Linked DNA regions of Homo sapiens: region 1 is linked to region 2. Evidence: chromatin loops called from intact Hi-C (ENCODE). Cell type or tissue: PC-9. All regions are shown on one strand. Each heading gives the region's core, and the rest is flanking DNA. Links, peaks and the distances in the headings are about the cores only. Region 1 has its middle 10 kb from the start of LINC03139. Region 2 overlaps CDH23 (cadherin related 23).

The links. Hi-C counts contacts between places; a loop is a spot of excess contacts. Peaks named below come from ENCODE experiments on the same cell type or tissue, not always from the same donor. Only the 100,000 strongest peaks of a DNase experiment are listed, where the experiment ranks them.
Region 1: a loop joins it to region 2, with 9 times the contacts of the local background. A loop is called at or near these places in 10 of 110 quality-filtered maps.

What each region holds. Positions count from the first base shown.
Region 1 is chr10:71,859,696-71,876,258 of GRCh38, forward strand. No RefSeq gene overlaps it. Among named protein-coding and RNA genes, the nearest start is that of LINC03139, 10 kb to the right of the region's middle. RefSeq lists a silencer at 160-394, cis regulatory regions at 543-1,562, 886-896, 926-936 and enhancers at 819-963, 859-1,003, 1,006-1,105, 13,924-13,993, 16,302-16,563. In PC-9, for the core only: no CTCF peak of the experiment used is centred there; DNase peaks (open chromatin) are centred at 5,586, 8,736 and 11,806; H3K27ac peaks cover 3,036 bases.
Region 2 is chr10:71,762,074-71,770,073 of GRCh38, forward strand. The region is part of intron 38 of CDH23 (cadherin related 23); the gene reads left to right. The region is part of intron 1 of VSIR (V-set immunoregulatory receptor); the gene reads right to left. Among named protein-coding and RNA genes, the nearest start is that of VSIR, 7.4 kb to the right of the region's middle. RefSeq lists an enhancer at 4,264-5,463. In PC-9, for the core only: no CTCF peak of the experiment used is centred there; DNase peaks (open chromatin) are centred at 3,478, 4,828, 5,278 and 5,718; H3K4me3 peaks cover 946 bases; H3K27ac peaks cover 5,941 bases.

The DNA of each region.
Region 1 (16,563 bases), core at 5,177-13,176, 100 kb after region 2:
CTGGTAAACTCTTATTCATCCTTCAAAATCCATTTAAGGCCAGGCACGGTGGATCATGCCTGTAATCCCAGCGCTTTGGAAGGCCAAGTCAGGTGGATGACTTGAGATCAGGAGTTCAAGACCAGCCTGGCCAACATGGTGAAACCCCGTCTCTACTAAAAATACAAAAAATTAGCTGGGCGTGGTGTCACGCGCCTGTAATCCCAGCTGCTTAGAAGGCTGAGGCGGGAGAATCGCTTGAACCTGGTGGGGGCGGGGAGGGGAGGTGGTATGGAGGTTGAGCTGAGATCATGCCACTATACTCCAGCCTGAGCGACAGAGTGAGACTCTATATCAGAAAAAGAAAAAAAAAAAAAAAAAAAAAACAGATACTGCCAGAGGGAAACCTTTGCTATTTGCTATGCTTTAGGAATTGGTGGACACTTCCTCCTCACTGCTCCCTCTGGGATCTGTTCACATCTCAACAGCATTTCTTATTTTGTCCTGTTATTTTTTTAGCAATACATTTATTGAGTGCCTGGTATATACCAGGCACTGTACCAAGGGCTGAAGACAGAGAAATGAAGCACGCAGGCTGAGTGGAAAGGCCACACAAGAGGCTCGTTGTTATGTCCCCACTCCGGGGAAGCCAGATTGCTGGCCGGGCCCACAGCTCCATCAGGGCTCCTTGTACACACGTCCCATTCGGCACCCTGAGGCCCTGTCACCCGCTGGGCTGTGGGTGATCAGATTCCCAGTCAGTCTATTCTGAGAGCCGATCAGTGCATGGGATGCGGCCTGGCCCCACAGCTCTGTCCCCAGATGTTATTCCTATTGGACAGGCGGCCCCCATCAGCTGCTCTCTTGGGGAGAGCAGGAGCTGCCAAGAAGGCCTTGCATGAGCTGGTGAGTCAGCAGCAGCAGGGCAGTGGGGCAGGCCGGGAGCTGCTGAGTCACTGTAGCAGTCTGCAAGTTGGTGAGGTCAGAGCCCCTAGAGAATCTGATGAAAGCTGGGAACACTCTGCCAGAAAAATGCTCAGACACATTTTGCACTGACTTCAGGAGGCTCTCAGGCCTCAGCCACCCATCTGTGGATGTCAGAAGGAGAACCTTAGTAAACCCAAAGAGGGGAAGTGACTTAACTGCTCACAACACCAATAAATAATAGAACTGAGATCAGAGCCAGTTCTCCTGAGTCACAGTCCTGTCAATTTATCAGATTATGTCCCTGTGCCAGGCATCTATCAAAGCCTCCCTTTATTTCAAGGCCCAGCTGCATTTCACCTCCTGGGAAGCCCCCCTGCTTCCTCTAGCCTCAGGCACCTTTCTCCTTCTCTAAATTTCAGATGATTTGCTGCTAGAGCCCTTACTCTTGGGTGAACTTGGAGGGTGAAAAGAACAAAGACTAGATTAGATCAGTTGTTTCTGAGCCTGAAAAGGAAAGCAAGAACTGGGCTGTAATCAAACTGACCATGTTAGCATATCTTAAAACCAAAGCTTCTTAGCTGGGCGTGGTGGTGTGGGCCTATAGTCCCAGCTACAGGAGGCTTAGGTGGGAGGATTGCTTGAGCTATGATTGACCCACTGCACGCCAGCCTGGGCAACAGAGCAAGACACTGTCTCAATAATAATACTAATAATAATAACTGGCATTAATTAGTTGCCTGTTAATATACCTGACTGTCAACTGATCACTCTATATACATAATCTCTCTTTTTTTTTTTTTTTTTTTGAGATGGAATCTTGCTCTGTTGCCCAGGCTGGAGTGTGGCGGCTCGATCTCAGCTCACTGCAATCTTTGCTGCCCAGGTTCAAGCAATTCACCTTCCTCAACCTCCTGAATAGCTGGGATTACAGGCGTGCACCACCATGCCCAGCTAATTTTTGTATTTTTAGTAGAGACGAGGTTTCATCATGTTGGCCGGGCTGGTCTCAAGTTCCTGACCTCAAGTGATCTGCCCGCCTTGGCCTCCCAAAGTGCTGGGATTACAGGCATGAGTCACCATGCCTGGTCAATATATACATGATCTCTATTATTTATTTATTTATTTGAGATGGAGTTTTGCTCTTGTTGCCCAGGCTGGAGTGCAATGGCACAATCTCGGCTCACTACAAACTCCACCTCCCGGATTCAAGCGATTCTCCTGCCTCAGCCTCCCAAGTAGCTGGGATTACAGGCATGTGCCACCACTCCCGGCTAATTTTGTATTTTTAGTAGAGAGGGGATTTCTCCATGTTGGTCAGGCTGGTCTCGAACTCCTGACCTCAAGTGATCCACCCGCCTCGGCCTCCCAAAGTGCTGGGATTACAGATGTGAGGCACCAAGCCTGGCTACTTATTTATTTTATTTTAAAATAAATATAGCATCTCACTATGTTGCCCAGGCCGGTCTCAAAATGGTCTCAAACTCCTGGCCTCAGGTGATCCTCTTGCCTTGGCCTCCCAAAGCACTGAGATTGCAGTTATGAGCCACTACACCTAGCCAATCTCCAATCTATTCTTTCTTTCTTTCTTTTATTTCTTTCTTTTTTTTTTTTTGGCAGTCTCACTCTGTTGCCCAGGCTGGAGCGCAGTGGTGTGATCACGGCTCACTGCAGCCTCAACCTCCTAGACTCAAGCAATTCACCCACCTCAGCCTCCCAAGTAGCAGGGACCACAGGCACATGCCACCATGCCTAGCTAATTTTTGTATTTTTAGTAGAGACAGAGTTTCACCATGTTGGCCAGGCTGGTCTTGAACTCCTGACCTTGTGATCCACCCGCCTTGGCCTCCCAAAGTGCTGGGATGAGCCACCGTGCCTGGCCAAGCCTCCAATTTTTAAATCAAAGGTTTGATTACTCCCATTTTACAGATGGGGAAACCAAGTCTCAGAGAGGCCGACTTGCCTAGGATGTCCCTGGTCCTGATAGAACCAGGATTCAAGCCCAAGATCATTTGGGGTCTGAAGTCTATGCAATGTTGTCTCCATTGAGAATCAGAATTGCCCAAGGGAAGCAGACACGAAGTACAAAGATCCACCAGGCCACCGGGGGCTGATGCCATCGCACTCCACCTTTCCACATTCCCACTCCACATGCCTGAGCAGACGCTATGACTGACCAGTCTGATCTCAGAGGTGCAGTGTACTGCTCAGCTGTGCAGATAAATCTGTTAAGGTGACAGAGCTGTCCCCTGGGGTCAGCTTAGTCTTAAGGACTTAATCTGGTTTATGTATCAGACTCTTGTAAGTTTCTTCAGGAGCCTCACCCTGAAAACCTTAACCTTTTCTTTGGGCCAGGTAAACCAAGATCCTTGGACCCCAGTGTCTTCATCAAGATTGTGACACCCTATGAAGACACTTCCCAATTGGCCCCTGGCCTCCACAATGACACCTATCCTAATCCTCAGGGCAGTGGACTGAGAACACGCTTGGCTCAGGCTGGACGTTTGTGTCTTAAATGACCTTGGACACAAGTGGGCTGGAATTAGGGCCTCTGAATCTTTAGGTTTTCTGGAGATTTCCATTATAAGTTATGATCCTGTCTTCAGAGTTTCTTTATCTTATTAGGAGTTTGACTGAGTACTACTCTGAGTTCGAATTACCTCACCCAGGAACCCAACACCCAACCCAAACCTGAGAGCTTTGCTTATAGAGAGAGGACTGGCTTTCATGTCAGGGACCTGGAATCTCCTCCTTGATCTGCTTCTTGCTGGCTGAGTCACCTCTGGGGAGAACTTCACCTCCCCATACTTCAGTACGTGCATTACGAACATGGACGTAGTCTGGCAACTGGGAGGAGCTGTGCCCACCGAAGGAATCATTGTGCCTTTAAGGGCATAAACCTGGTTTGAGATCAAATCCGTCCACTGAAACATTAATTCAACAATCCTCCCACCTCAGCCTCCTGAGGAGCTGGGACTACTGGTGTACATCACCATACCCAGCTAATGTCTTATTTTTTGTAAAGATAGGGTCTCACAATGTTGCTCAGGTTGGTCTTGAATTCCCGGGCTCAAGGGATCCTCCCACTTCAGCCTCCCAAAGTGCTGAGATTACAGGCATGAGCCACTGTGCCTGGCAGATTTGTACACTTTATTTATTTATTTATATAATAAATAGAGATGAGGTCTCGCTATGTTGCCCAGGCTGGATTCAAACTCCTGTCCTCAAGCGATCAGCCCACCTCGGCCTCCCAAAGTGCCAGGATTACAGGCATGAGCCACCTCACGCAGCAAATTGTACACTTTTTTTTTCCCCGAGACGGAGTCTCGCTCTCTCACCCAGGCTGGAGTGCAGTGGCACGATCTAGGCTCACTGCAACCTTCGCCTCCCAGGTTCAAGTGATTCTCCTGCCTCAGCCTCCCGAGTAGCAGGGACTACACCACATGTGCCACCACACCCAGTTAATTTTTGTATTTTTAATAGAGATAGGGTTTCACCATGTTGGCCAGGCTGGTGGCGAACTCCTGACCTCTAGTGATCCCTCCACCTCGGCCTCCCAAAGTGCTGGGATTACAGGTGTGAGCCACCATGCCTGGCCCCAGTTGTACACTTTAAATGTGTGAATTGCATGGTATATAAATTATAACGCAATAAAAAAATTTTCTTCTTCTTTCTGAGACAAGGTCTCTCTCTGTTGCCTAGGCTGTAGTGCAGTGGCACAATCATGGCACATTACAGCCTCGACCTCCTGGGTTCACATGATCCTCCTGCCTCAGCCTCCCAAATAGCTGGAACCACAGGTGTGTGCCACCACACCCAAATAACATTTTTTTTTAAATTTTTTTGAGATGGAGTTTTGCTCTTATTGCCCAGGCTGGAGTGCAGTGGCGCAATCTTGGCTCACCACAACCTCCGCCTCCCGGGTTCAAGCAATTCTCCTGCCTCAGCCTCACGAGTAGCTGGGATTACAGGCATGCACCACCACGGCTGGCTAATTTTGTATTTTTAGTAGAGATGGGTTTTCTCCATGTTGCTCAGGCTGGTCTCGAACTCTCAACCTCAGGTGATCCGCCTGCTTCAGCCTCCCAAAGTGCTGGGATTACAGGCGTGAGCCACCGCACCCAGCTATTTTTATTTTTTTTTGAGATGGAGCCTTGCTCTGTCACCCAGGCTGGAGCGCAGTGGTGAGGTCTCGGCTCACTAAAACCTCCACCTCCTGGATTCAAGTGATTTTCCTGCCTCAGCTGGGACTGCAGGTGCATGCCACCAAGCCCGGCTAATTTTTTTTTTTTTTTTTTTTTTTTGTATTTTTAGTAGAGATGGGGTTTCATCATGTTGGCCAGGCTGGTCTCGAACTTCTGACCCCAACTGATTCACCCACCACAGTCTCCCACAGTGCTGTGATTATAGGCATGAGTCACCATGCCTGGCCTCCTTCTCCTTCTTCTTCTTCTTCTTCGTCTTCATCTTCATCTTCTTTTTTTTAAAAAAAGAGGCAATAAAATATTTCTCTTAAGCAATCTAGCTTGAAAGTGTCCAGAGGAGGAGACGCTAAGGTCCAAATCCCGCTCTATCCCTTAGCTGTACCAACTGTGAGATCCTGCTGGGCACCAACCCTTGGTGTCCTCATTCAGAAGGTGGACAGCCCCTGGGCCTAGGCTGTTGTGAAAATGAGAGGAGGGCAGGGAGGAAATGCACCTGGCACTGGGCCTGCTGTGTGCTGGTCAGGATGCCATCAGCAGGAACAACAGGCGGAGGAGGCTGCAGGTGAATGATGGTGTTGGGGGAAGTTCTTTCCCTTTTATTTATTAAGAAGGGGAGGAGGGTTTCTTAATGGAGAAAGAAAGTGGGGAAACTATCCCAGAGCCTGTGCATCCCAGGGGACCTTTGTTCTCCAACCTCCCCTCTCCCAGCCCCACCCCCGCCATGGGCCTATATCTGCTCCACAAGCCCCCACAAGTGTAGTTACCTGGCAGCCCCATCCCCATGGTTGCCTCACCCCAGTGCTGGTAGCAGGACAAGGGGGCTGCCGAGGCTGGAGTGATGTCAATGCTGGGGGAGGAGAGAGACCCTCAGTCCACTGCCACCAACCCTGCCAACAGCAGTTGCTGAGGAGCGTGCTGTGCTGACTGTGGGCTGGGCTCTTGCTTCCCCTCATCTGCCCACAGTCCAGGTGTTCCCAGCATCCCCCCATCCCCTCCCCCGCCTGCCCAGCTGCTGAGCCAGTGTCTGACAACACCCAGACCCAAGATGTCAGAGCCTGTCCCCTGCATCCCAGCGGGAGCTGTTCCTGGACTCAGAGGCTGTGGTCTACAGAAAAGGCCCTGATAGGAGTCTGAGCTGGTTCCTAGTCCACACTCATCACAACCAAGCTATGGGACTTTGGGCAAGGCACTGCGCCCCTCCGGTTGCGCTGTCCCCATCACCAATGTGACTGTGGGAGCCAGGGTACGGGTCATCCAGGCCCCACTCCATGGTAGCACAGTGGCCCTGGAGGCCAGTGCTTCTGGTGGTAGGTGTCCCAGATGATGCTGGCCATTTGCATGGGCTCTCTCTGGCCCTGGAAGGAGTGAGGGCAAGGGTTGGAACCCTACTGTGTGCGGGACTCTGTGCCCTCCATGTGCTCCACCTCATTTAAACTTCACCGACCCCATGGGTCCAGTGTGAATAAGTGGGCAGGCTCTTCCAGGCCTCATGGTCAGACAGTCTGGACTCATATCCCATCTCCACCATGGACTAGCTGAGTGACCCGGGCAGAATATTTACCTTCTCTGTGCCTCAGTTTCCCCATCTATAAAATGAGGCCAAAATAGTACCTTTCTAACGGAGTAGTTGGGACAGACTGATTGAATACATGTCAACTGGGCAGAACAGTGCCTGGCACACGTTAAGCCCACAATAAGGTTAACTGTTGTTATTACTAGTCCCATCTTATAAGGAACTTGGGGCTCAGGGAAGCTAAGTGGCTTGCCCAAGGACACACCGCTAGAAAATGGTGGGGCAGGGCTTTCCACTTTTTTTTTTTTTTTTTTTTTTTGAGACAGAGTCTTGCTCTGTCACCCAGGCGGGAGTGCAGTGGTGCCATCTTGGCTCACTGCAATCTCTGTCTCCAGGGTTCAAGCAATTCTCCTGCCTCAGCCTCCTGAGTAGCTGGGAGCACAGGTGTGAACCACCACGCCTGGCTAATGTTTGTATTTTTAGTAGAGACGGGGTTTTGCCACGATGCCCAGGCTGGTCTCGAACTCCTGACCTCAAGTAATCTGCCCCCCTCAGCCTCCCAAAGTACTGGGATTACAGACATGAAGTTGATGTTCCTTCCCACCACCCAGTACTGGACCCCTTAAAAAAAATCCTGAGATGAGCAGTGTGGTAAATGCTGATGGTCTCAGGAATGGCATTAAAAAATAATCATGTAGCCAGGCACAGTGACTCACACATCTAATCCCAGATCCCAGCACTTTGGTAGGCCAAGGCAGGTGGATCATTTGAGCCCAGGAGTTCGAGACCAGCCTGGGCAACGTAGCGAAACTCCATCTCTACAAAAAATTATCCGGGCATGGTGGCAAGTGCCTGTAGTTCCAGCTACTCAGGAGGCTGAGGCAGGAGGATCACTTGAGTCCAGGGAGGTACTGGGTGGTGGAGTGCAGTGGGAGACACCACTGCACTCCAACCTGGGTGACAGGGTGAGACCCTGTCTCAAAATAATAAGTGGCCAGGCACAGTGGCTCACGCCTATAATCCCAGCGCTTTGGGAGGCCAAGGCGGGTGGATCACCTGAGGTCAGGAGATGGAGACCAGTCTGACCAACATGGAGAAACCTCGTCTGTACTAAAAATACAAAATTAGCCAGGCATGGTGGTGCATGCCTGTAATCCCAGCTACTAGGGAGGCTGAGGCAGGAGGATCTCTTGAACCCAGGAGGTGGAGGTTGTGGTGAGCCGAGATCGCACCACTGCACTCCAGCCTGGGCAACAAGAGCGAAACTCCGTCTCAAAAAAATAAATAAATAAATAAAATAAAAAAGAAAGAAAGAAAAAGACATGAAAATAATGATAACAAGGTTTATTTTCTGATTACCAAGGCAGTACAGTAGTCCCCCTTGCTTATCCAAGGTTTTGCTTTCTGCAGTTTCAGTTACCTGTGGTCAACTAAGTTCCAAAAATACTAAGACATTTTGAGAGAGAGAGAGAGAGAGAGCATGCTGACCTAACTTTATTACAGCACATTGTTATAATTGTTCTACTTATTTATTGTTGTTAATCCGTTACTGTGCCTGACTTATGAATTCAACTTTTATCACAGGTGTGTATGTATAGAAAAAGCAGAACATATATAGGGTTCGATACTATCACTTAGGTCTCAGGCATCTACTGGGGCTCTGGGAAAGTATCCCCTGAAGATAAGGGCGACTACAATATTTGTTCACTATCAGTAACTGAGAAAATGCGGAAAAGCGGAAAAGAGACAAGTAAAAATATTTTTCCCTTCGGGGAAAACCCTTTCTTCTTTGGATAACTAAAAACCTGATCTCCTGCATGTTGTGAGACCTATCAAAGGGAGGTGGCCTTCACTCACCTTAAGCAAGGCTTGACGTTGTCCAAGGGCCCAGCAGGAGATATTGCCAGCACCCACCCTCCCCAGGGTAAACACAGCCCCTTCCACTCCCTCCTGGGGCCTTCGGGCCCCACCTGGGGTCACAGCCTTGAGGATGCACACTGCAAGCCACAGCCTGCAGCTGCTTAGGTCATGTGATTCAGTGAATGCCAAGCCACAGGGCTCAGTCCTCCTCAGAATTGTCTGGGTCACCCAGAACACCCTATGTGAGCCATGTGATTCAGCGGGGTCACATGCTGAGCCACAGGCATTTGACTCCATGCCAAATGTCATCACTTCCAGAAAGTTAGCAAAAAATTATGGTGGCTCTGGTGTGGCAAGCACAGGGCAGGGCAAAGGAGACCGTCACTCCGAGATACCAACACCTGTTAAAAGAGGATGAGCTGGGAGAAGCGGATTGCTTGAGCTCAGGAGTTCAAGGCAGCAAGGAGCTATAATCATGTTTTTTTTTTCTTTTTTTTTTTTATTGATCATTCTTGGGTGTTTCTCGCAGAGGGGGATTTGGCAGGGTCACAGGACAATAGTGGAGGGAAGGTCAGCAGATAAACAAGTGAACAGAGGTCTCTGGTTTTCCTAGGCAGAGGACCCTGCGGCCTTCCGCAGTGTTTGTGTCCCTGGGTACTTGAGATTAGGGAGTGGTGATGACTCTTAAGGAGCATGCTGCCTTCAAGCATCTGTTTAACAAAGCACATCTTGCACCACCCTTAATCCATTCAACCCTGAGTGGACACAGCACATGTTTCAGAGAGCACAGGGTTGGGGGCAAGGTCACAGATCAACAGGATCCCAAGGAAGAAGAATTTTTCTTAGTACAGCACAAAATGAAAAGTCTCCCATGTCTACCTCTTTCTACACAGACACGGCAACCATCCGATTTCTCAATCTTTTCCCCACCTTTCCCCCCTTTCTATTCCACAAAACCGCCATTGTCATCATGGCCCATTCTCAATGAGCTGTTGGGTACACCTCCCAGACGGGGTGGTGGCCGGGCAGAGGGGCTCCTCACTTCCCAGTAGGGGCGGCCGGGCAGAGGCGCCCCTCACCTCCCGGATGGGGCGGCTGGCCGGACGGATGGCTGACCCCCCCCACCTCCCTCCCGGACGGGGCGGCTGGCCGGGCAGAGGGGCTCCTCACTTCCCAGTAGGGGCGGCCGGGCAGAGGCGCCCCTCACCTCCCGGACGGGGCGGCTGGCCGGGCGGGGGGCTGATCCCCCCACCTCCCTCCCGGACGGGGAGGCTGGCCGGGCGGGGGGCTGACCCCCCCACCTCCCTCCCAGACGGGGCAGCTGGCCGGGCGGGGGGCTGACCCCCCCACCTCCCTCCCGGACGGGGCGGCTGGCCGGGCAGAGGGGCTCCTCACTTCCCAGTAGGGGCGGCCGGGCAGAGGCGCCCCTCACCTCCCGGATGGGGCGGCTGGCCGGGCAGGGGGCTGACCCTCCCTACCTCCCTCCCGGACGGGGCGGCTGGCCGGGCGGGGGGCTGACTCCCCCACCTCCCTCCCGGACGGGGCGGCTGGCCGGGCGGGGGGCTGACCCCCACCTCCCTCCCAGACGGGGCGGCTGGCCTGGCGGAGACGCTCCTCACTTCCCAGACGGGGTGGCTGCCGGAGGGAGGGACTCCTCACTTCTCAGACGGTGCGGCTGCCGGGCGGAGGGGCTCCTCACTTCTCAGACGGGGTGGCCGGGCAGAGACGCTCCTCACATCCCAGACGGGGCAGCAGGGCAGAGGCGCTCCCCACATCTCAGACGATGGGCGGCCGGGCAGAGACGCTCCTCACTTCCTAGATGGGATGGCGGCCAGGCAGAGACGCTCCTCACTTCCCAGATGGGGTGGCGGCCGGGCAGAGGCTGCAATCTCAGCACTTTGGGAGGCCAAGGCAGGCTGCTGGGAGGTGGAGGTTGTAGCGAGCCGAGATCACGCCACTGCACTCCAGCCTGGGCACCATTGAGCACTGAGTGAACGAGACTCCGTCTGCAATCCCAGCACCTCGGGAAGCCGAGGCTGGTGGATCACTCGTGGTTAGGAGCTGGAGACCAGCCCGGCCAACACAGCAAAACCCCGTCTCCACCAAAAAAATACGAAAACCAGTCAGGCGTGGCGGCGCGCGCCTGCAATCGCAGGCACTCGGCAGGCTGAGGCAGGAGAATCAGGCAGGGAGGTTGCAGTGAGCCGAGATGGCAGCAGTACAGTCCAGCTTCAGCTCTGCATCAGAGGGAGACCGTGGAAAGAGAGGGAGAGGAGGGAGAGGAGGGAGAGGAGGGAGAGGAGGGAGAGGAGGGAGAGGGAGAGGGAGAGGGAGAGAGCTATAATCATGTTACTGCACTCCAGCTTGAGCAACAGTGGGAGACCCAGTTTCTTAAGAAGAAAAAAAAAAAGGAAAAAGTATCCCAGCACTTTGAGAGGTCGAGGCGGGCGGATCACAAGGTCAGAAGTTTGAAACCAGCCTGGCCAATATGGTGAAACCCCGTCTCTACTAAAAATACAAAAATTAGCTGGAAGTAGTGGCAGGCACCTGCAGTCCTAGGTACTCGGGAGGCTGAGGCAGGAGAATCGCTTGAACCCAGGAGGCGGAGATTGCAGTGAGCCAAGATCGCGCCTCTGCTCTCCAGCCTGGGCGACAGAGCAAGATTCCATCCCAGAAAAAAAAAAAGGAAAAAGTTAATATTAAATACTAATTTTAAGTAACTATAAGTAATTACAACTATTTTCACTTTAAACATTAAGTAAAATAATATAAAATTAAATTAAAAATTTAACCTAAAAAATTTAAATTAAGTAAATGTTAATACTCATTAATCTAATTAAATTAATGAAAATCTGCAAAAACAAAGCAAAAAACCCTTAACCATGCCAGCACTCTGTAAGTTCTCAATAACACATTTAAAAGTAAACTGAGGCACAATAAAATTAGAAGGTTTATTTATTCATATTTTATTTTATTTATTTATTTATTTAAAGACAGGGTCTCACTCTGTTGCCCAGACTGGAGTACAGTGGCACGATCTTGGCTCACTGCAACCTCTGCCTCCCAGGCTCAAGCAATTCTCCTGCCTCAGCCTCCCGAGTAGCTGGGATTACAGGCATGCGCCACTACCGCCGGCTAATTTTTGTTTTTGTTTTTGTTTTTGTTTCAGTGGAGACAGGGTTTCACCATGTTGGTCAGGCTGGTTTCCAACTCCTGACCTCAAATGATCCACCTGCCTCGGCCTCCTGAAGTGCTGGGATTACAGGCGTGAACCACTGCGCCCGGTGTAGAAAGTTTATTTGAGCAAATGATGACTCATGAATCAGGCAGATCCAAACCAGAAGTGATTCATGAGCTCTACTGAGAGAACACAGCTGGGACAGATACAGAAGTAAAGCTAAGGTGGAGGCTGCAGTGAACTAAGATCGCCCCATTGCACTCCAGCCTGGGCAACAGAGCAAGACTGTCTCCAAAAAAAAAAAAAAAAGGTAAAGCCAAGAAAATATTTGATTATTTGATTTGGCAGGGCACGGTGGTTCACACCTATAATCCCAACACTTTGGGGGGCTGAGGCGGGAGGGTCACTTGAGCCCAGGAGTTCAAGACCAGCCTCGGCAGCATGGCGAAACCCCATCTCAAAAAATACACAAAATTAGCTGGGTGTGGTGTTGTGGGCATGTGGTCTTAGCTGCTTGGGAGGCTGAGGTGGGAGGATCACTTGAGCCCAGGAGGTTGAGGCTACAGGGAGCCATGAACATGCCACTGCACTCCAGCCTAGGTGACAGAGCAAGACTCTGTCTCTAAAATAAATAAATAGGCATGACACAGTGGCTCACGCCTATAATCCCAGCACTTTGGGAGGCTGTGGTGGGTGGATCACTTGAGGTCAGGAGTTGGAGACCAGCCTGGCCAACATGGTGAAACCCCATCTCTACTAAAAATATAAAAATTAGCCAGGCATGATGGTGGGCGCCTGTAATCCCAGCTACTCGGGAGGCTGAGGTGGGAGAATTGCTTGAACCCGGGAGGCTGCAGCGGGAGAATTGCTTGAACACAGGAGGCTGAGCCGAGATGGTGCCACTGCACTCCAGCCTGGGAAACAGAGCAAGACTCCATCTCAATAAATAAATAAATAAATAAATAAATAAATAAATAAATAAATAAATAAAATAGAGCTTGCAGTCCCTCAGAGAGCACCCTAGTCCAATGGCCTCCTTTTACAGGAAGAGAAACTGAGGCCCAGAGGGATCAAGAGGCTCCCCCAAGGTCACCCAGCAAGAGGCTAGAGCTGGGACAAAACCCCCAAGTTTCTGACTCCCTGGGCAAGGCTTTTTCCACTGTTTTGGTCTTTGGCCATAGAGATAATCTGCTTAAAAAATTAACTTGGGATTTCATGTAATCACTGAGGCCTCAGAAGCCTTGCCCAAGGAAAGACGAGGAGGGTTTATTAAGCTTTGTTCTAGGAGTTACAGGGACAAGGCCACATAGCAGGGCTAGAAACTGATGTGTGCCACCCTCCTCCAGGCCAGTAGCAGCTTGTATTTCTAGAAAAGGCTTAATTTTCCAGGTCAGGGCAGGTCCCAGAAGGCACCTTCTGGGGATGCGGCTGGACCCCGTGACTCAGCTGATTCCACATTATTCTCTGTTTCCCTCCCCACTCAGGGTGACTGCCAGATTCTGGCCTCCCTTGGGCCTTCAGAGATGGAAGTGATCTTAGGTTGTTGGTGGGTCCTACAACCTATAGTGGAAAGGTGACCATCTAATTTTTTTTTTTTTTTTTTTGAGACAGAGTCTGGCCCTGTTGCCCAGGCTGGAGTGCAATGGCGCGATCTCGGCTCACTGCAACATTCGCCTCCCAGGTTCAAGCAATTCTCCTGCGTCAGCCTCCTGAGTAGTTGGGGTTACAGGTGTGCAACCACTTCCAGCTAATTTTTGTATTTTTAGTATAGATGGATTTCTTTTCTTTTTTTTTTTTTTTTAGAAGGAATTTCGCCCTCTCACCCAGGCTGGAGTGCAGTGGCATGATCCAGTCTTGGCTCACTGCAACCTCCGCCTCCCGATCCAAGCGATTCTCCTGCCTCAGCCTCCCAAGTAGCTGGGATTACAAGTGCGCACCACCATGCCCGGCTAATTTTTTGTATTTTTTTAGTAGAGATGGGGTTTCACCATGCAGCCCAGGCTGGTCCCAAACTCCTGACCTCGTGATCCACCTGCCTCGGCCTCCCAAAGTGCTGGGATTACAGGCATGAGCCACCACGCCCGGCCTGAGATAGGGTTTCACCATGTTGGCCAGGCTGGTCTCAAACTCCTGATTTCAGATGATCCACCCGTCTAGGCCTCCCAAAGTGCTGGGATTACAGGTGTGAGCCACCATGCCCACTTGTGTCTAATTTATCATCCTCACCAGGACACTTTTGAGCATGGCCAGGGACATCTGGTCACCCAGCCACTGCTATCTCTGAGCATCATGATGGGTTGAAGAGTCAGTGAGCCGGCGGTTGAGGACCCACTGTGCTTGGGTCCCATACCTGATGAGAAAGAAGGGCCCAAGTCCCAGGCCTGCAAAACCACAGCCCTAGAAGGAGTGAGAGCACACAGCCAGCATGACCCAGGAAACTAGAACTGAAACCCTCAAAGCTGAAAGGTCTAGATGACTGTCCTTACTGTCCCAACGGGGAGCACACAGCTCTGAAAGGCCAAGGGCCTTGCCCAAGGTTACCCCCCGAGAAGATCAGAGACTCAAACCCAGGTTCCCAACTCTCAGCTCAGTGTGCGCTGTGCCACCGGTTCCCTTTCATCTGCAAACCCCCTGCCTATCTGGAAGGTGTGCACACAGCCTGGAAGCTTGTTATACTGGATTGTAAAAATTGTTCCTTGCCCTGGACTGGTGTGTGGCTTTGTTTGTGTGTGGCTTCCTAATCCTGCAGCCCCTGTGGGTGGGGAGGTCCCCTTTGCAAATAAGCGTGCCAGGCTCCAGAACCCAGGGAGAAGGCAAATATTTCCTGAACTAAACCTGCTCTCAGCACTTCCACTACTACTACCCCAGTCCAGGCCACCATCATCTCCCAGGTGGCCTCAGTGGCCTCTAAGTGGTATCCGGGATCCTTCTCTTTTCCCCACTCTTCATCCTCCATGTCAGAGCATGGAGCCTGGGTGCAGATCCCACACAACTCTCCCTCAGAGCTATCCACGCTCAAATCCTGGATGCACAGCAATGTCATGTGGCTGCCATCCTCCTGTCTGGCTTCCCCGTGTCCCCTTTCTTTCTTTCTTTTTTTTTTTTTGTTTGAGATGTAGTCTTGCTCTGTCGCCCAGGCTGGAGTGCAGTGGCGCGATCTCTGCTCATTGCAAGCTCTGCCTCCCGGGTTCACACCATTCTCCTGCCTCAGCCTCCCGAGTAGCTAGGACTACAGGCACCTGCCACCACGTCCGGCTAATTTTCTGTATTTTTAGGAGAGATGGGGTTTCACCGTGTTAGCCAGGATGGTCTCGATCTCCTGACCTCGTGATCCACCCGCCTTGGCCTCCTAAAGTGCTGGGATTACAAGCGTGAGCCACCGGGCCCAGCCCCCCGTGTCCCCTTTCTTGGTATCCTGCCACCTCACACAAGAAAGGCACAACTCCCGCCCAACTGGGCCTTCCATGGGGCAGTGCCCTGTGAACAACCTCCTACCCCCAGTAGGTAGTTAGAGAGGTACCTGGAGGCAGAGCCTGTTCTCAGCACACTATGAGGGCAGGAACCAGGGTCACACTCCTTTGGCCCAGATAAGGCTCAGAAGTGAGAACGTTGTCATGGGGCCACACCCTTATTTGAATTTCAAACATGAAGCCAGGGTTTTCTGACAGAAAGAAAGTCTTGTCTTGCTTGACTGTGTTGATGGGGCGTGATGTGGCAGGCATTCTTCTTAAAGGGACTAAATGTGTAGCCCCAGTTTTGTGTGGAAAAAATATTTATTTATTTATTTATTTTTATTTATTTATTTTTTTTTATTGATCATTCTTGGGTGTTTCTCGCAGAGGGGGATTTGGCAGGGTCAGAGGACAATAGTGGAGGGAAGGTCAGCAGATAAACACGTGAACAAAGGTCTCTGGTTTTCCTAGGCAGAGGACCCTGCGGCCTTCCGCAGTGTTTGTGTCCCTGGGTACTTGCGATTAGGGAGTGGTGATGACTCTTAAGGAGCATGCTGCCTTCAAGCATCTGTTTAACAAAGCACAACTTGCACCGCCCTTAATCCATTCAACCCTGAGTGGATACAGCACATGTTTCAGAGAGCACAGGGTTGGGGGTAAGGTCACAGATCAACAGGATCCCAAGGCAGAAGAATTTTTCTTAGTACAGAACAAAATGAAAAGTCTCCCATGTCTACCTCTTTCTACACAGACACGGCAACCATCCGATTTCTCAATCTTTTCCCCACCTTTCCCCCCTTTCTATTCCACAAAACCGCCATTGTCATCATGGCCCGTTCTCAATGAGCTGTTGGGTACACCTCCCAGACCGGGTGGTGGCCGGGCAGAGGGGCTCCTCACTTCCCAGTAGGGGCGGCCGGGCAGAGGCGCCCCTCACCTCCCGGACGGGGCGGCTGGCCAGGCGGGGGGCTGACCCCCCCACCTCCCTCCCAGACGGGGCGGCTGGCCGGGCGGGGGGCTGACCCCCCCACCTCCCTCCCAGACGGGGCGGCTGGCCGGGCGGGGGGCTGACCCCCCCACCTCCCTCCCGGACGAGGTGGCTGCCGGGCGGAGACGCTCCTCACTTCCCAGACGGGGTGGCTGCTGGGCGGAGGGGCTCCTCACTTCTCAGACGGGGCGGTTGCCAGGCAGAGGGTCTCCTCACTTCTCAGACGGGGCGGCCGGGCAGAGACGCTCCTCACATCCCAGACGGGGCGTCAGGGCAGAGGTGCTCCCCACATCTCAGACAATGGGCGGCCGGGCAGAGACGCTCCTCACTTCCCAGATGTGATGGCGGCCGGGAAGAGGCGCTCCTCACTTCCTAGATGGGATGGCGGCCAGGCAGAGACGCTCCTCACTTTCCAGACTGGGCAGCCAGGCAGAGGGGCTCCTCACATCCCCGACGATGGGCGG
Region 2 (8,000 bases), core at 1-8,000:
TCCTGGCAACCCCAGAGCGGGGAAGAACCTTAGCCTCTGCTACTTCCCAGCCACAGGCCAGGGGCATGTCAGCTGACCTCCCTAAGACTGCCTTCTGCATTTGTTCACAAACCCCACTCCATCCTAGGCTGTTGTAGGGGGAGTCACAGAAGCTTCCCCAACTAGGGGTGCTCCTGGATGCTGGACAGGGCAGGGAGAGACTTGGAGGGCAGTGATGCAGTCGGGTGTGTCCCTCTTCCCAGTAGAGTATATGCAAAACCTGTTGGGTGGGAGGCAGGTTGGGGAGCAGGAAGGCTGTTTCGAACAGCAGCTCCTTGTCCTTGGCCGCTCTGTAGGGGCCATCAACACCTCTGCCCCTTCCTACTCCTAGGACTGAACATGCCTTCCCATCCTTGCCAGGGAGCACTAAGAGAGCACCTGCGTGTGCAAGGCCTGGGCCAGGTGCTGCATCTCACCTGCATGCTGAATGCATGGCCTCCCCTTGAGCAGACGAGGCCTGCATTCCCGACAGCAGAACCCCATGGCAAAGGCAATCCAATGCCAGCCCTCAGGGCACTTGGAGGAGGGAGGAAACAGCCTTCTGGGGACAGTCAGGGACTTCCTGAAGGAGGGAGAGTCTTTGGACTTGGTGCATAGATAGGATTTCAGCCAGTAGAAAGGGTGTCCTAGGCAAGATAGTGTGAAAATGGGAAAACCCAGTGTCTGAGGGACCGGGACAGAGAGTATATGAAAGGTCATCTCATCCATGCACGTCCTTCCAGCCAAACTTAGAAAACTGTCTAGTTCTGTTTGGTTTTTTTCACCAAGCAAATGAAGCAATTCCCTGGTCCACTTTGCCTTATCCCAATCCTCCAGCATTTAATTGGGTTGACCCTCAAAACCATGAGCTTTTGAAAACAGAATATTGGATAGAGGCCGCGTTTCTATCTAACTGTATGAGCCTCAGTTTCCTCCTCTGTGCAGTGAGAAAACTATTGGCTACAATGCAGGGTTGCAAAAGGACTAGATGAGGGAAAGATGAGAACACAAGATGTGAGCTCTAATGCCCTCTGCAGACATCTGAGGGATAGCTATAATTATTATGCGTTGGTGTTATTTTTATTTATTTATTTGTTTTTGAGACGGAGTCTCCCTCTGTTGCCCAGGCTGACCTTGAACTCCTGGCTTCAAGCAATTCTCCTGCCTTGGCCTCTCAAAGTCTTGGGATTACAAGTGTGACCCACTACGCCCGGCCAGTGGTATTTTTATTTTAAATGGCATGTCAGGCTGTTGTGGGTCTAGCAGAGAGGGAAGGAGGGTTAGAACTATGTACAGAATCCAAACTGATACATCCTTTTCATTGCCCCAGCCAGGGGCATTGCCCAGAACCAATATAATGCCACATCCTCCTTCAGATGCCCCTTCCCTGCCCTTAGAGCCCAGGACCCTCGGCGGCAGGCTGGGACCCACTGGAAGAGCTGAAAGCCTTGCCCAGCCAGGAGGGAGGCAGCCTGGTGGGGCTTCTGGAGCTGGCCAGCCTGTACTGGACCAGTAGCTGTGAGCCACTTAGACGCTGAGCCCCGACTCCTCACTCACAGATGTTTTTCCCAGAAATGAAAACATCTCCCTGGCAGAGTTGAGGCAACGGTTAGTAATAATTCACATGAAGTGTTCTGTAAGTGCCATGCGAGTAGTCGGCGCTTGGTACTTGGGAGCTAGACAGGTCTCTAATTCATTCAGCAAGTCAAGAAGTGCCTCCTAGGAGTGAGAAGCACAGTGGGATGGAGAAGCCAGCTTTAAAGTCTTTCCTGCTAAGGTGTGAATGACTGATAACAACTTGTGATCCGATCCTGGGGCGCTTGTGTTTAAAGGAGAGTCTCCAAAGGCACCAAAGCCCCAAACGGCATGTCTGCAAGAGTGGAGTTTTAGGCAGAGAGCCAAGTCTGGGAGCCCCAGATTTTTGGAGTCATTGTCAGGGTGAGCAGAGATTTCAGAACTTCTTTGGCAAGATACAGGTCTCCTTTTCAGGCAGAAACACAGAGACCCAGAAAGGGAAAGTGGTTGGACTGAAGTTCCAAAGTTCCAGAGGGTATGATCTCAAAGCCTGGAGCATGGGGGACTTCAGGTAACGCAGGATCTAGGCAGAACCGTAATAAGAAGACACAGCATGTGTTGTGCACTACGCTAAGGGTTTCATGGGCATATCTAACAATGCCATAAGGTATTGTTTTTATTCCCATTGCACTGATGAAGAAACTAAGGCACAGAGAACTTACGTAACTCACTGATGATCACACAGCAAGCAAGTGCTAGAGCTAGAATTAAACTCAGACACATAGACACTATACTGATGAAAAAAAAGGCCAGAAACTGGGAGCCCACAGGCCACATCCAGCCTTCACACATATTTCATTGGATCCTCAAAATCTTTTTAATTTTCTTGAGATGGCAACATTTAAAAACCAGGAATTTGACATGAAAATTCTGACTTCCAGCTCTCCTTAGAAAATCAGAAGATAATGCTAAACCAGCTTTCCCACAGGGCAACTGTCAGCTGGGGCTCAGTAGCAGCTTTTGGGGGGCACCGGCACTCCAGTTCGCCAGAGTCCGTCCGTACTACTCCCTAATAATTCCACCTGGCCTGCTTCACTCTCTCACCGTGGTTTCTTGGTCCTGTGGACATTTGAGTTTGTGATGAATGAGTGTGGCTTCTTGGGCTAGCTGGCATGGGACTCTACTGCCCAAACCCATTATGCTACAAATCTGACCCACAGACTCAAGAGAGGAGATGATCCACCCAGGGTCCCCAGGGAAAGCCTGGCAGTGCAGGGACTAGCCAACTCTCCTCTGCTAACCCACTGCCCTTACCCCTGCAGCAGGCTCAGTGGAAAAGGAGCCCCAGGAAGCTTGGCTGTGCCCCTGGTTTTGTCCGTGCTGGCCTGGACTTCCCCTTCACACCTGAGTGGGGTGGGTGTAGCTGCAAAACTATGGCTCTGCCGGGAAACAGAAGTGAGGAGGACCTAGGGAAAGGGCTCTCCCACGTACTCCCAGGAAGAAACAAAACCTGCCCCAAGGGGGCCCTGTGCTGCCCCCTTCCCCAGCAGGCCATGTGGCAGGTCCCACCAGCACCTCTCCCAGCTTCTGCCCCTTTCTCCCTTTGCCTGACATCACCTCCTACCCCAGAGCCACCCCAGGGCTGGGAGCTGAATTCAGCTCCAGCTTCAGCTACGGTAGTATTTACCACCAGCACACATACCTTGGGGGCTGGCCAAAGGGCTGGCTCAGCAGACACGGGGCTGCAGGCCAGAGGAGGGTATGGCAGGGCAGGCAGAGTAGAGCTGGCAGCCAAAGCAAGATGCGCAAAGCTGAGCTGGGTGGGGTTGGGGGCCCTCAAGTGGACAGAGGTGTGGACAAGTGGGGCTAGCGTGGTTGTTGGCCTGAGTGTCCCTGTGAACAAGGTGGGGCAGGGCACCAGGCTGGGAGCCCTCAGGGTCTAAGCAATGGGGTTAATGACCCCAGGATTGTACCCATAGCACCCGCAGCAGTAGGGAAGGGATGTTCTCCCCTGGAGGCAACTTCCTTGAGATGCACGGCGGGTGGGTGCATCAGAGAGAAAGCAGAGTTCAGGGAGTACGGGAGAGGGGGCATTGCTCAATCCCCCACACCTCCCCACCCCTCACACACTGGCCACCCATCCCACAGGTCCCAAAGGAGTTGTTCCCCTTTTAGAAAAAAGCTGTCTTAGGATTCAAGTTTGGGGAGCAGGGGAGGATGTTCAGTTTTCAAGCAAGAGGGCCAGACAGGAGAGGGTCCAGGACAAGCCAGAGGGACAGGACAAACCAAGGGTCCACAGGGGTTTGTCCTGGGGAGGGAGGGAAGGCCAGAAAACACCCCATTTACTGTGTCTGAGACTCCAGCTGGGACAAGGCCCACAGCAGCCTGTCGTTAGGAGGACACTCGAAGGCATGGCATGGGGGAGAGGGGCAGCGCACAGCACGCAGAGGGGCCTGCACGTGCCCCGCGGACTCCACATCTGTGCACATGCCTGTGTGTTGTCAGGGAAGCTGTGCAGCCCGGCTAAAATTACAATTCTTTGGCGAGAGGATGTTGCTTATTGTCAGGAGCAGATCCTTTTGGACACCTGGGTCATTGTCGGAGACCGGGAAAAGTGGGTGGGGAGGAAAGCCCCTGGCTCCAGGGTGGCCAAAAGCATGTGGGACAGGAAAATGACCCGGGGCCTGGGCCTGAGCATGTGCCAGGCGGGAACCGTCCAGTTGCCGTGCTGCTGTCAAGACCCAGGCCCCCCGCCCGCCACCCGCCACCTGCCACCAGGTAAGGAGGCAGGGCCACCTAGAGGAAGAGTGCCGTGAACCTGGGAAAGCCTGAGTCTCAGGAGTAAAACTCTCGCTTGGATTGCAACGTCCTGGGGCCTCAGTGTCCACTTAGTTGTGCCCTCATTGTGTGCCCTTGGGCAGATCCCACCCTTCTCTGAGCCTCCGTTTCTTCATCTTAACCTGAGGGCTGCCAGCTCTAAAATCCTGTGGGCAGGAGGGAAGAGCTGTCTTATGACCATGTATTATGTGCTAGGCTCTTGCTGAGCATCTTATACCTGTCACATTTAGTTCTCATAACACCCCCAACATGGGTGGTATCATCCCTATTTTAAAGATGAGGAAACAGACTCAGAGAAGTGACTTGCCCAAGGCCACACAGTGCTGTGTGACTGAGCTGAGATTCACACCTTGGACAGGCCAGCACTGCAGACAGGAAGAGCCACCCACCTCTCCAGAACCCTCCAGTGGGCAGGCGGGGCTGATGCCTCATCCTTCAGCTATTTAGAAAAAATGAACTGACCGTGCATTGACCTCCACGCCCTCCGTGCAACATTCCTGCTCTGCCTCAGACCCAAGCTGAAAACATCATTCTTTCATTCCACAAATATTTACCAAGGTCCTAACATGGGCCAGGCCCAGGCAGGGAGGCTGTGGGGATGCAGAGTTCCATCAGGGGCATCTGCTCAGAACTTGGGCCTGGACCTGTGCCTGAGATTTCTAGCTGTGGCACCCTCAGATGTTTCTGTCCCAGTACAAGGGAAAGGAGCTCTTGTTGGCATCTTCTCAGAATGCCAGTTTTTGTGACCTTCACCTCTCTCCACCCAGCAGGCCCCGGGTGACCCCTGTGAGTGTGCACGGGATGGGTGTGTGTGGGTGTGGACAGGCCTGTGTATTTTTCATGACAGGGCGTGAGCTTAGCCCACAGTCGCCAAGGCAACGCCCTAGCCTTTGGAGGTGGGACCCAAGCTTGGTTAGTCGGGCCTAGGAAGCCCCACCCAAACAGCTGAACTCTGACCAGCTGCTAGAGGTTGTCAAGTAAACAGTTATTAATTGCCTGCTGTGGCTGGCCCTGCACTAGATGCAAAAGGTCCCGTCCTTGGTCTCACAGGACATCCCAAAGAGAATGGGACCTGGTTCCAGCTCCCCGCCAGGCCCCATCCCCCAGGATGGTCCACAGGCTGGGGCTGGGGCTGTAGGAAAAGACTATGTTCTGTCTTTATCAAGATGCAGAGGGAAACAGAGGCATGGATCAATCAGGACTGGGGCTGCCAAGGCTAAGAAAGGAAGCGTCACAAGGCATAGGCTCAGGGCCTGAAGCCAGCAAGTCTGCCCTGGGGCTTTCTGGCCAGTGAGGACAAAGGGCATCTCAGATGTGTTTATTGATACCTGCCCCCGCAGGAAGTGTCCATTCACATCAGACCAAGGGGGCTGGGAAGGGGAAGCCAGGCTCTATTGAAGGAAGCGGCACTTCCAGCACCTTGGGAAAGCCTCCGTGCATCCGGGGCTGGAGCTGGAGGCTAGCATGCCTCCCCAGGGAGGGCCTAGGCAGCTGGCCAGAGGTCCCGGCCCGTGGATGCTTCTGTGGATGAACCCCTCCCAGACTCCCCAGGCCCTTTTGGAGGAGGACTGTGTGCAGCTCAGGCTCCCGGCTCCAGCCAGCCACCCTCACGCTTCTATGCTGTGAAGACGTCCTCAGGGTCCAGCTCAAGTCTTTTTGCCCCCTACTACTCTGTGCCAGGCATCATTCTAAGTGCTTGTTTGTTTGGTTGGCTTTGTTGCTGTTGTTGTTGTTGTTGTTGTTTGAGATGGAGTCTCGCTCTGTTGCCCAGGCTGGAGTTCAGTGGTGCAATCTCAGCTCACTGCAACCTCCGCCTCCCAGGTTGAAGCAACTCTCCTGCCTCAGCCTCCCGAGTAGCTGGGACTACAGGCACCCGCCACCACGCCTGGCTAATTTTTGTATTTTTAGTAGAGACGGGGTTTCACCACGTTGGCCAGGCTGGTCTTGAACTCCTGACCTCATGTGATCCACCCGCCTCGTCCTCCCCAAGTGCTGGGATTACAGGAGTGAGCCACTGTGCCTGGCCGTTTGGTTGGTTTTCTTTAGTGAGCTAGGGTCTTGCTCTTCACTCAGGCTGGAATGCAGTGACAATGAGATCATAGCCCACTGTAACCTCGAACTCATGGGCTCAAGTTATCCTCCCACCCCTGCCTCCCAACTAGGACTACAGACACATGCCACTATGCCCAGCTAATTTTTAAATTTTTCATAGTGATGGGGTCTCGTTATGTTGTCCAGGCTGGTCCCCTGGCTTGAAACTCCTGGCTTCAAGAGATCCTCCCACCTCAGCCTCCCAAAGTGCTGGGATTACAGGCATGAGCCACTGTGCTCGGCCTCATTCTAAACACTTTTACATAGATTAGTTTATGTAATCCTTCCACCCTATGAGGTAGGTACTAGTATCATCTCCATTTTACAGATGAGAAAACGGAAGCACAGAGAGATTAGTATCTTGCCCACAGCCTCACAACTAATAAGTGATGGTGTCAGGATCTGAACCCAGGTAGTCAGCCTCTGGAGGTCTGGTGCCATCTGACTACTCTCTAGAGAATAGAGGTAGCTGGGGACTGACTGGAGGCCCCACCTCCTTCTTGAAGACGGACAAATGTCATGACCAATGAAAGCCCAGCTTGCCTGGCCACGTCTACCACATAGTTTTACTTTTGGTTTTACATTAAATAACATTGAATCATATATAGAAGAGGTTATTCCCTTTACAATTATTTCAGTCCTGATTACATCAAAGAGAAAGTCTCAGTTTGATGCTAATATGTCTCTAAAACATTTGCTAATCTCCTTTTCTTTTTAAATTTTATTTTATTTTAATTTTTTGCAAGGGAAAGCAGCAGTTTTCAGACTCCGAGCCTTCCCAGGCTAAAGTTTCCAACTAGAATTCAATACCCTTATATGGTTTTCCTGTTACGTTCTTTTATGGTTTTGTTCTATTTATGACAAGTGATACTGGCTTTCCACTAATGACAGCGATAAAAAGTTTCCTTTTAAAGATCTACATACTCAAATAAAAGAATGAGTAGATTTAAAGAAAAAAATAAGTAAATATTATGAAAGGCAGACACTGCAGAGATCACAAAGGTGATAAGCAAATGACTGAAGCTAGGGAAACACCATCATGGAATTAACCTTCAGAGGAGGGTGGTCAGCCTCACTGAGACCACGTCACCCAACCTGTCCATTGCACAGACAAAGGGGAAGTGTGTGTTTGTGTTCCCATGATGAGTGAACAGCAGAGGCAGGGTTTGACCCCAGGTCCCCATGGGAAATAAGATCCTACGCAGAAAGGCTAAAGGAATGGGCTTGCTTGGCTTGGTAAGTAGCAGAGCAACCTCATTATTGGATTACTGATGAGAAAGATGGTGGCCACTGTCTTTGTCTTTGGTGATGGCCAGCCAAAGTGAATGGACCGAATGTAAAAAGATCAGATGTAAGAAAGATCCACCAAGATAAGCAAACCCAGGGCCAGGCTTGCCTTCAAGTTGCAATGTCCCCATCTCCTGACAACTTTAAGAAGAGAACCTGTAGGCACCTCCATGGGCATTTCAGACTGTGAGGGCCTACAGGGGCTCACAGGTAGCTGGACGCAGCCCATGCACCCTTCATACTCCAGGCTT